Linked DNA regions of Homo sapiens: region 2 is linked to region 1. Evidence: read pairs that join two places in POLR2A ChIA-PET (ENCODE). Cell type or tissue: GM12878. All regions are shown on one strand.

What was found. ChIA-PET counts read pairs that join two places held together with the same protein. Peaks named below come from ENCODE experiments on the same cell type or tissue, not always from the same donor. Only the 100,000 strongest peaks of a DNase experiment are listed, where the experiment ranks them.
Region 2: POLR2A ChIA-PET joins it to region 1 with 8 read pairs; 14 of 35 experiments call an interaction of 5 or more read pairs at or near these places.

The regions. Positions count from the first base shown.
Region 1 is chr12:49,374,667-49,379,666 of GRCh38, reverse strand. The region is part of intron 2 of SPATS2 (spermatogenesis associated serine rich 2); the gene reads right to left. Among named protein-coding and RNA genes, the nearest start is that of SPATS2, 9.7 kb to the right of the region's middle. In GM12878, no CTCF peak of the experiment used is centred here; no DNase peak of the experiment used is centred here.
Region 2 is chr12:49,485,353-49,490,352 of GRCh38, reverse strand. SPATS2 (spermatogenesis associated serine rich 2) reads right to left here. Exons shown (of 14, transcript NM_023071.4): 5 at 780-888. Among named protein-coding and RNA genes, the nearest start is that of KCNH3, 51 kb to the left of the region's middle. In GM12878, no CTCF peak of the experiment used is centred here; a DNase peak (open chromatin) is centred at 2,492.

The DNA of each region.
Region 1 (5,000 bases):
TGGGCAACAGAGCAAGACTCCGTCCAAAAAAAAAAAAAAAAAATTGAACTAGATAGAGGTGATGGTTGTAGGACATAAAACGGTTAATTTTTGTTTTCTTTTTTTTTTTTTTTTTTGAGACGGATTCTCGCTCTGTCACCCATGCTGGAGTGCAGTGGCGTGATCGCGGCTCATTGCAACCTCTGCCTCCCGGGTTCACGCCATTCTCCTGCCTCAACCTCCTGAGTAGCTGGGACTACAGGCACCCGCTACCATGCCCGGCTAATTATTTTTTTGTATTTTTAGTAGAGACGGGGTTTCACCATGTTAGCCAGGATGGTCTCGATCTCCTGACCTCGTGATCCACCCACCTCAGCCTCCCAGAGTGCTAGGATTACAGGCGTGAGCCACTATGCCCGGCCAGTTAATTTTATGTTATATGAATTTCAACTCAAAAATAAAATCTGGGGCCAGGCGCAGTGGCTCACACCTGTAATCCCAGCACTTTGGGAGGCCGAGGTGGGTGGATCATGAGGTCAGGAGTTCAAGACCAGCCTGACCAACATGGAGAAACCCTGTCTCTACTAAAAATATTTTTAAAAATTAGCAGGGCATGGTGGCACATGCCTGTAATCCCAGCTACTGAGGAGGCTGAGGCAGAAGAATCACTTGAACCCGGGAGGCAGAGGTTGAAGTGAGCCGAGATCGCACCACTGCGATCCAGCCTGGTCGACAGAGGGAGACTCCATCTCAAAAATAAAATAAAATAAAATAAAAATAATAAAATAAAATCTGATGGGCACAGAGGCTCATGCCTATAATCCCAGCACTTTGGGAGGCTGAGGCCAGAGGATAGCTGAGCCTAGGAGTTCAAGACCAGCCTATGCAACATAGCAAGATCCTGTCTCTACAAAAAATTTTTACATTAGCCAGGCATGATGGCATCCACCTGTAGTCCCAGCTACTTGGGAGACAGAGGCAAGGGGATTGCCTGACCCCAGCAGGTCGAGGCTGCAGTAAGCCATGATCATGCCACTGCACTGTAGCCTAGGCGACAGGGCTAGACCCTGTCTCAAAAAAAAAATAAAATTGGCCGGGCGTGGTGGCTCATGCCTGTAATCCCAGCACTTTGGGAGGCCAAGGCGGGCAGATCATGAGGTCAGGAGATAGAGATCATCCTGACTAAAACGGTGAAACCCGTCTCTACTAAAAAATACAAAAAATTAGCCGGGCGTGGAGGCATGCGCCTGTAGTCCCAGCTACTCAGGAGGCTGAGGCAGGACAATCGCTTGATCCCGGGAGGCGGAGGTTGCAGTGAGCCGAGTTCGAGCCACTGCACTCCAGCCTGGGTGACAGAGTGAGACTCCGTCTCAAAAGAAGAATAAAATAAAATAAAATAAAATAAAATAAAATAAAATAAAATAAACATTAACTCAAAATAAATATCCCAGCACTTTGGGAGGCCGAGGCGGGCAGATCATCAGGTCAGGAGTTTGAGACCAGCCTGGCCAACATGGTGAAACCCCATCTCTACTAAAAATACAAAAATTAGCCAGGCATGGTGGCGAGCACCTATAATCCCAACTACTCAGGAGGCTGAGGCAGGGGAATCGCTTGAACCCTGGAGCTGGAGGTGGCAGTGAGCCAAGATCGTGCCATTGTGCTCCAGCCTGGGTGTCAAGAGCAAGATTCTGTCTCAAAAAATAAATAAATAAAATAAAACAAAATGCAACAATCATGACAACTCTATAGTAGGATTACTACTGCATCCATTTTACAGATACAGAAACATAGGCTCAGAGAAATTAAATGACTTGACCAAGGGAGTAGGTAGGGGAGTAGATTCAAAGCCAGATTTGTGTACTCAATGGCTTGTGCTTTTAACTAACATCTCATACAGCTTCCCTATTTTAATAAGTTAAAAGAAAAATATTGGAAATATTATACATAGAAATAACTATACTATCAATATTGGCCTGATCATATTATATATAGAAATATTATAACTATACTATCAATACTGGCCTGATCATAACTAACGCCATTCAGTAGATACACATTTCAGGCATCAGAAACTTCAGCTACCAAAAAGGTTAATAATATACTTGGGGCTATTTCACAATGGAAATAATTAGCCCGTACAGTGTGAAAGGATGATGTGTTCTCAGCTTTACTGCCCAATGAAAAATGTAATCATATAAAAATTGAATATAATCCTACTTAATGTTGCTGAAATGTTAAGATTTCAGGTAACAAGTAATCAGGATGAAAGTATCAAATATCCTTCCTTTTTTCAGAAGCTTTTTCATCAGGCTAGAGACCGAACACACATTTAGTAGTCGTTGTTACGCATTGTTCCCTGTGCTCCCAAATTACAATAATATCATATAATAATATCCTATAGTCTAATTTATAGGATCATCATAACATTATGGACTGGTAGGCTAATGACAAATGCCAAATATCAACTTTTAAAATTCCTAGATACAATACAACCTTTGAGTAATAACAGAGGTGAAAAACATTAACCAACTAAGCTTTGTTTAAAGCATTATCAACTTAAGAAATTAGACATTTCAACAAACCTAGTGTATTCAGTGTGTATATTCTAGATGAACAAAAAAAAGAAGAAAGAAAACCTCCTGTGTGCTGATAAGATTAACGAAACACTGGGCTGGGTGAGGTGGCTCATGCCTGTAATCCCAGCACTTTGGGAAACCAAGGCAGGCGGATCACAAGGTCAGGAGTTCAAGACCAAACTGGCCAAGATGGTGAAACCTGTCTCTACTGAAAATACAAAAATTAGCCAGGCACAGTGGCAGGAGCCTGTAATCCCAGCTACTCAGGAGGCTGAGGCAGGAGAATTGCTTGAATCCGGACAGCAGAGGTTGCAGTGGAGCTGAGATCGCACCACTGCACTCCAGCCTGGGCGACAGAGTGAGACTCCGTCTCAAAAAAAAAAAAAAAAAAAAAAAAAATCAACAAAACACCGGCCAGGTACAATGGTTCACACCTGTAATCTCAGCACTTTGAGAGGCCAAAGCCAATGGACTGCTTGAGGCCAGGAATTCAAGACCAGCCTAGGAAACATAGCAAGACCCTGTCTCTATAAAAAATTTAAAAATTAGCAGGGCATGGTGGTACGAGCCTGTACTCCCAGCTACTAGGGAGACTGAGGTGGGAGGATCACTTGAGCCCAGGATCTGGAGGCTGCAATGAGCCATGATCACATCACTGCACTCCAACTTGAGCGACGAAGCAAGACTCTGACTTAAAAAAAATCAGGGGCGGGCGTGATAGCTCAGGCCTGTAATCCCAGCACTTTGGGAGGCCGAGGCAGGCGGATCACCTGAGGTCAGGAGTTCAAGACCAGCCTGGTCAACATGGTGAAACCCCGTCTCTACTAAAAATACAAAAAATTAGCTGGGCGTGGTGGCGGGCACTTGTAATCCCAGCTACTCGGGAGGCTGAGGCAGGAGAATCACTTGAACCTGGGAGGCGGAGGTTGCAGTGAGCCAAGATTGCACCACTGCACTCCAGCATGGGCGACAGAGTGAAACTCCATCTTAAAAAAAAAAAAAAAAAAAAAAAAAAATCAGGCCAGGTGCAGTGGTTCATGCCTGTAATCCAAGCATTTTGGGAGGCCAAGACAGAAGGATCATTTGAGGCCAGGTGTTTGAGACCAGCCTGGACCCTGTCTCTATTTAAAAATTAGCAGTACCAGATGGTGAGCACCTGCATTCCCAGCTACTTGGGAGGCTGAGGCAGGAGGATCACTTAAGCCCTGGGAGGTGGAGGTTGCAGTAAGCCAAGATTGTGCCACTGCACTCCAGCCTAGGAGACAGAGCAAGACCCTGTCTCAAAAAAAAAGAAGTTTAAGCTACATGGCTGGCTTCATCTGCAGTGTTATGTCCCACCTACCATTCAGCTACAATACATTAACTTCCCGTCATTACATTAGTTACAGATGAGTTTCACTGTTTTCATCACATGTCACAAAGCTTCTTATGAAGGCATGCTATACAAAGGGCTCCTGCAGGACATGCAGGTAGATTACAAGAGCAATTTACTATAAAAATGTAACTAGATATCCAAACAAGGTAAGCAGAAGAGTCACTTCTGCCACACACTAATGTACATTTTGAATCATTTTTAACAGTAGGCCAGGAAGAGCCAGCAGTGGGCTAACCACACTGACATGCTATGATCAGAGACCAAGTGGATAATGTAAGGAAAAGTACTGCTCAACTACAGAGGGTAGCCTTAAAACAAAAGCAAGTTATTTAAAATAGGAAAGACTGCAGCTTTTACAAATTGGTCTTTTCAGTCCTATCCAGGTCAGTAAGAAGTAATATCATTGGCAGCATCTTCAAGTACAAAAGATATTTACTTATCTATCCTGGCTCATTCACAATCATATAATGGCCTCATCACAAACATCCTTCTCCTCCGTCCTAATACCCTTTAGCAAATTCTAAAGACCACTACCACCACACACACACACACACACACACACACACACACACACACACACACACACACACACTCCACAACTTGCAATCATACATCTTGTTAATTAAGTAATGTAAAAATCATCCTTCTTACCAGCAATCCAAGGTTGTTATTTATTATAGGATTTGGACTGCTAAGAATCCCTGTGTAACCCTTGGAGATCCCCCAAAACCTCCAATCAACCTATGCCTTTTTTTTTTTTTTTTTTTTTTTTTTTGAGACAGATCCTCGCTGTTTCCCAGGCTGGAATGCAGTGGCACAATCTCGGCCCACTGCAACCTCCGCCTGCCAGGTTCAAGTGATTCTCCTGCCTCAGCCTCCTGAGTAACTGGGATTACAGGCATGCACCAACACACCCGGCTAATTTTTGTATTTTTAGTAGAGATGAGGTTTCGCCATGTTGGCCAGACCGCTCTTGAACTCCTGACCTCAAGTGATCTGCCCGCCTCGGCCTCCCAAAGTGCTGGGATTACAGGCGTGAGCCACCGCACCCAGCCTTCAACTTATGT
Region 2 (5,000 bases), 110 kb before region 1:
CAAGTGTGCCATCCTTTCCCCTCCAGTTACACACCCACCTTGGCTATGTTGTTTTGGAGACAGCTGCACATTACCCTAGACCAAAACACTAACATTATTTTTTAAAAAGATGAAGATAAAGAAAAACTTTACAACATTCAAACTTGTGCATCCTATGTTGGCAGATTCAGGAAAATAAAAACAGGGAGACCTAACCTCATGTTGCTATTCAAAGACGCAATAGCTTCAGATAGTTTTTCTCCAACAGGTTACATGGAAGGAAGGTTCATAAAACACTTCTCAATGTTATAAATCTGAAGGGTTGACTAAGCCTGCCATTCTTCTACGTATTAGATAAGGAAATTCAAACCCACACATTTGAGTCACTTGCCACAGCCAAACTAACGATATTAGAATCCGGAAGACAATACTGAGTCCTTGAATTTGCCATCTGTTGGTGAGCCACTGAATCACTGCTTTGTTATTAAGAGTCTCTTAAATTCTTATTCAACCCAAGTCCAATCAAGTCCCTTATACCACTGGCCACATGATTTCCTCTTAAATACCATTAGAGAACATTTAGCGTGAAACAATGGAGTTTTCTCAGCTTATCTCTTATTATAGACACCACATAGCTTATTTCAGCTGAAAGAGGTATCGTCAAATGTCATGGTATGTTATGTTTTCATGGGGTCTGCTCTATCATCTATGAATCACTGGATTGCTGAATGTTATAAAAGTCTGAAGCAAATTCTATTTGAGCAAATATAAATTTATTTTTAAAATTAAGTCAGGATTACCTTCCATGAATGCTTGTACTGTTTTGTCCACACAGTTATCAAAGTGCTGCAAAACCAGGATAATTTCATTGTTGCTCTTATTAGGAACTATTGCACGTACCGCATTTATCTGGAAAAGATGACAGGGTCATTTAATTCTAACATTAGTAGGTCACTAGGCAGCTGAGGCCTATACAGAGAATAATGAAAAGAGTGATATTTCATTTTTAACAATATGTATCACTCTTTAGTGTCAGTGACAGTACATACAAGCATCTCACTGGGAATGATTAATAGATGAGTGATAACAGCATGTGAAAAATTAATTTCAAAACTTAGAAATGCAGAACATTGCTAGAAATAGAAGTTATATGCTAGATTTCATATAAAGAAAAGGTGGTTTAATTTCGGTATCAGGTATTAATGTGGCATCAATATTCCCTCATTTTTAGCATACTGTAAAGAAAGGTGGAAAGGTAAATGAACTAGCAACAATAACAACTTAGATTTTTATGTAAGATTTTTTGAAACATATTTTACCTTGTATCATTTAACTGTAAAATAAAGATAATTTATACAAACAATTTAAATTATAAACTATGTTAGGCATATAAAACATAATGACACCCATTGCATGCCACTGAGTTTATTAAAACAAAATAAATATAATTGAAGCCCCCATGAACACCTAATAAGTCCTATTTCCCTTCTTCGTCTCGCTAGAGATTTCTACCCTGAACTTGGTATTATTTCCATACGTGCTTTTGCATTTTTATGATATGTGCATATATCCATAGGTAATATACACTATTATTTTGCACTACATAAATACATAAATATTATATCATATATATTTATCTTCAATTTGTTTTTTTCACATAGCATTATTGTTTTAGATTTTTTCTATGTTGATAAATGCATCTCTTATTTATTTATTTTGAGACAGTCTCGCTCTGTCACCCAGGCTGGAGTGCAGAGGTGTGATCTCGGCTCACTGCAACCTCCACCTCCCAGGTTCAAGCGATTCTCGTGCCCCAGCCTCCTGAGTAGTCAGGATTACAGGCATGTGCCACCACGTCCAGCTAATTTTTGTATTTTAGTAGAGATGGGGTTTTGCTATGTTGGCCAGGCTGGTCTTGAACTCTTGGCCTCAAGTGATCTGCCTGCCTCCACCTCCCAAAGTGCTGGGATTACAGGCTTTGAGCTACCGCACCTGGCCTGTATTTCATATTTTTTGAGACTAAAAATATATGGCTGGGCATGGTGGCTAGCACCTGTAATCCCAGCACTTTAGGAGGCTGAGGCAGGCGGATCACGAGGTCAGGAGTTCGAGACCAGCCTGACCAACATGGAAAAACGCCGTCTCTACTGAAAATACAAAAATTAGTTGGGCACAGTGACGCATGCCTGTAATCCCAGATACTCAGGAGGCTGAGGTAGGAGAATCACTTGAACCCGGGAGGTGGAGGTTGCAGTGAGTCGAGATCGCGCCATTGCATGGCAGCCTGGGCAGCAAGAGCGAAACTCCGTCTCAAAAAAAAAAATACAGGATGAAAAATAATATACATCATTTTAAATGTATAGCTGAACATAAGAAGTAAGGGAAATCCCTAGAGGGAACTAAAACCCAGAATAGTGAGCTTGAACTATTAATAGGTAACTGTGGCATGTTTTGCCAGTCTCAATAACACATGGGTTTTACCACATAGTGCCATTAAGCCCAGTAATGCCAGCACTTTTGGGAGGCTGAGGTGGGAGGATCCTTTGATCTCAGGAGTTTGAGATCAGCCTAGGCAACATAGTGAGACCTTGTCTCTACAAAAAATAAAATTAGCCGGATGTGGTGGCACATGCCTGTGGTCCCAGCTACTCAGGAGGGTGAGGCGGGAGGACTGCTTGAGCCTGGGAGGTTGAGGCTGCAGTGAGCTGAGATCACAACACTGCATTCCAGCCTGGGTGACAGCAAGACTGTCTCAAACAAAACCAAAAAACCCAAACAAAAAGATTGGAACTGAGATCTTATGTAAGCTTGCCGTTTTAAAAATATTGCACCTTCAGGGAAAGGGTGAACTAGAATAAATCTTCCCACTGACCGTTTTTTTATTTTTTGGAGGCGGAGTCTCACTCTGTCAAGGTTGGAGTATAGTGGTGAGATCTTGGCTCACTGCAACCTCTGCCTCCCAGGTTCAAGCAATTCTGTCACAGTCTCCCAGGTAGCTGGGATTAGAGACGTGCACCACCATGCCTGGCTAATTTTTGTATTTTTAGTACAGATAGGGTTTCACCATGTTGGACAGGATGGTCTCGAACTCCTGACCTCACTCAAGTGATCTGCCTGCCTCGGCCTCCCAAAGTGCTGGGATTACAAGCATGAGCCATCGCGCCTGGCCCCACTGACTTTTGAACACAATATTCTTACTGTGTGGGTTTAGAGAGATACATTTAAAGGGTAAAAGAATTGCAAATCTTAAATTTTATTCAATGGTTTTATCATTAGTAACATAGTAGTAATATTATACTGTAGGGTTCTTATTATTTTATGAGTATTATAAAAATAAAACAAATCAGTGAATAATGTTTTTAGGAACTAAAAATTTGGTTAAGAGAGAAGAAATACATGTTTAAAATAAGATGAGAAAAGATCTTTTAATAGTATATTTGAATTGAAGATGTCAATGTGAACTCATTTTTTAACAAAAAAAATCTCCTAGTTTCATCCACGAAAAAGTCTAAAAACAATGACTCCTCAATAGCAATAAGCACACCTAGCTCCTAGATACTGGTTTCTCTCTCTTTTTTTTCTTTTTTTTTTTTTTGACGGAGTCTCGCTCTGTCGCCTAAGCTGGAGTGCAGTGGCACAATCTCGGCTCACTGCAAGCTCTGCCTCCCAGGTTCACGCCACTCTCCTGCCTCAGCCTCCAGCCTGGGCAACAGAGGGAGACTCTGTTTCAAAAAATAAAAAAACCATACAAGTGAGAAGGTATACAGTCTGTAATTCAACGAAGGTTAATACATTTTTGAGATGAGCAACTTAGTATGTATCAATCACAGCAATGATCCCTAAAAAATGGAAGTTTAGGTAAAAATTACAGACTCTGCTGGATGCGGTGGCTCATGCCTGTAATCCCAGCACTTTGGGAGGCCGAGGTGGGTGGATCACGCAGGAGATTGAGACCATCCTGGCTAACATGGTGACACCCTCTCTACTAAAAATATAAAAACTTAGCCAGGCATGGTGGCACGCACCTGTATCCCCAGCTACACGGGAGGTTGAGGCAGGAGAATCACTTGAACCCGGGAGGCGGAGGTGTGCAGTGAGCTGAGATCACGCCACTGCACTCCAGCCTGGACGACAGAGTGAAATTCCATCTCACAACAACAGAAAACAAAACAACAACAACAACAACAAAAGGCACCAAACTTACAGACTCTACGATAAAGGTAAGATTCTGATAACTTAAAATACAAGTATTTATAGTACTCAACCACTGTACAGGACTCCATAGTCAACAATTTTTTTTTAAATAAGACAGAGAGGCCAGGTGCAGTGGCTCACGCCTATAATCCCAGCACTTTGGGAGGCCAAGGCAGGCAGATCGCCTGAGGTCAGGAGTTTGAGACCAGCCTGGCCAACATGACAAAACCTGTCTCTACTAAAAATATAAAAATTAGCCAGGCATGGTGGCAGATGCCTGTAATTCCAGCTACTCAGGAGGCTGGGGGATGAGAATCACTTGAACCCAGGAGGTGGAGGCTAAAGGGAGCCGAGACTGCGTCACTGCACTCCAGCCTGGGTGACAGAGTAAGACTCTGTCTCAAAAAAAAAAAAAAAAAAAAGAGAGCCCATAAAGCTTTTATGTTTTTCTCAGTACAGCTCGTTGACGGTTTCATTACTAAAACCACTTGGTTTTCTTCCAAAAGAATGCTCCTTAGATCTACTTCTGGCCAGGTGTGGTGACTATCCTAGCACTCTGGGAGGCTGAGGCGGGTGGATCACTTGAGGCCAGGAGTTTGCGATCACCCTGGCCAACAGGGAGAAACCCTGTCTCCACTACAAATACAAAAATTAGCTGGGCGTGATGATGCACGCCTGTAATCCCAGCTACTCAGGAGGCTGAGGCACAAGAATCACTTGAACCCAGGAGGCAGAGATTGCAGTGAGCTGAGATCGTGCCACTGCACTCCAACCTGGGTGACAGAGTGAGACTCTGTCTCGAAAAAACCCACAAAAGACCTATTTCG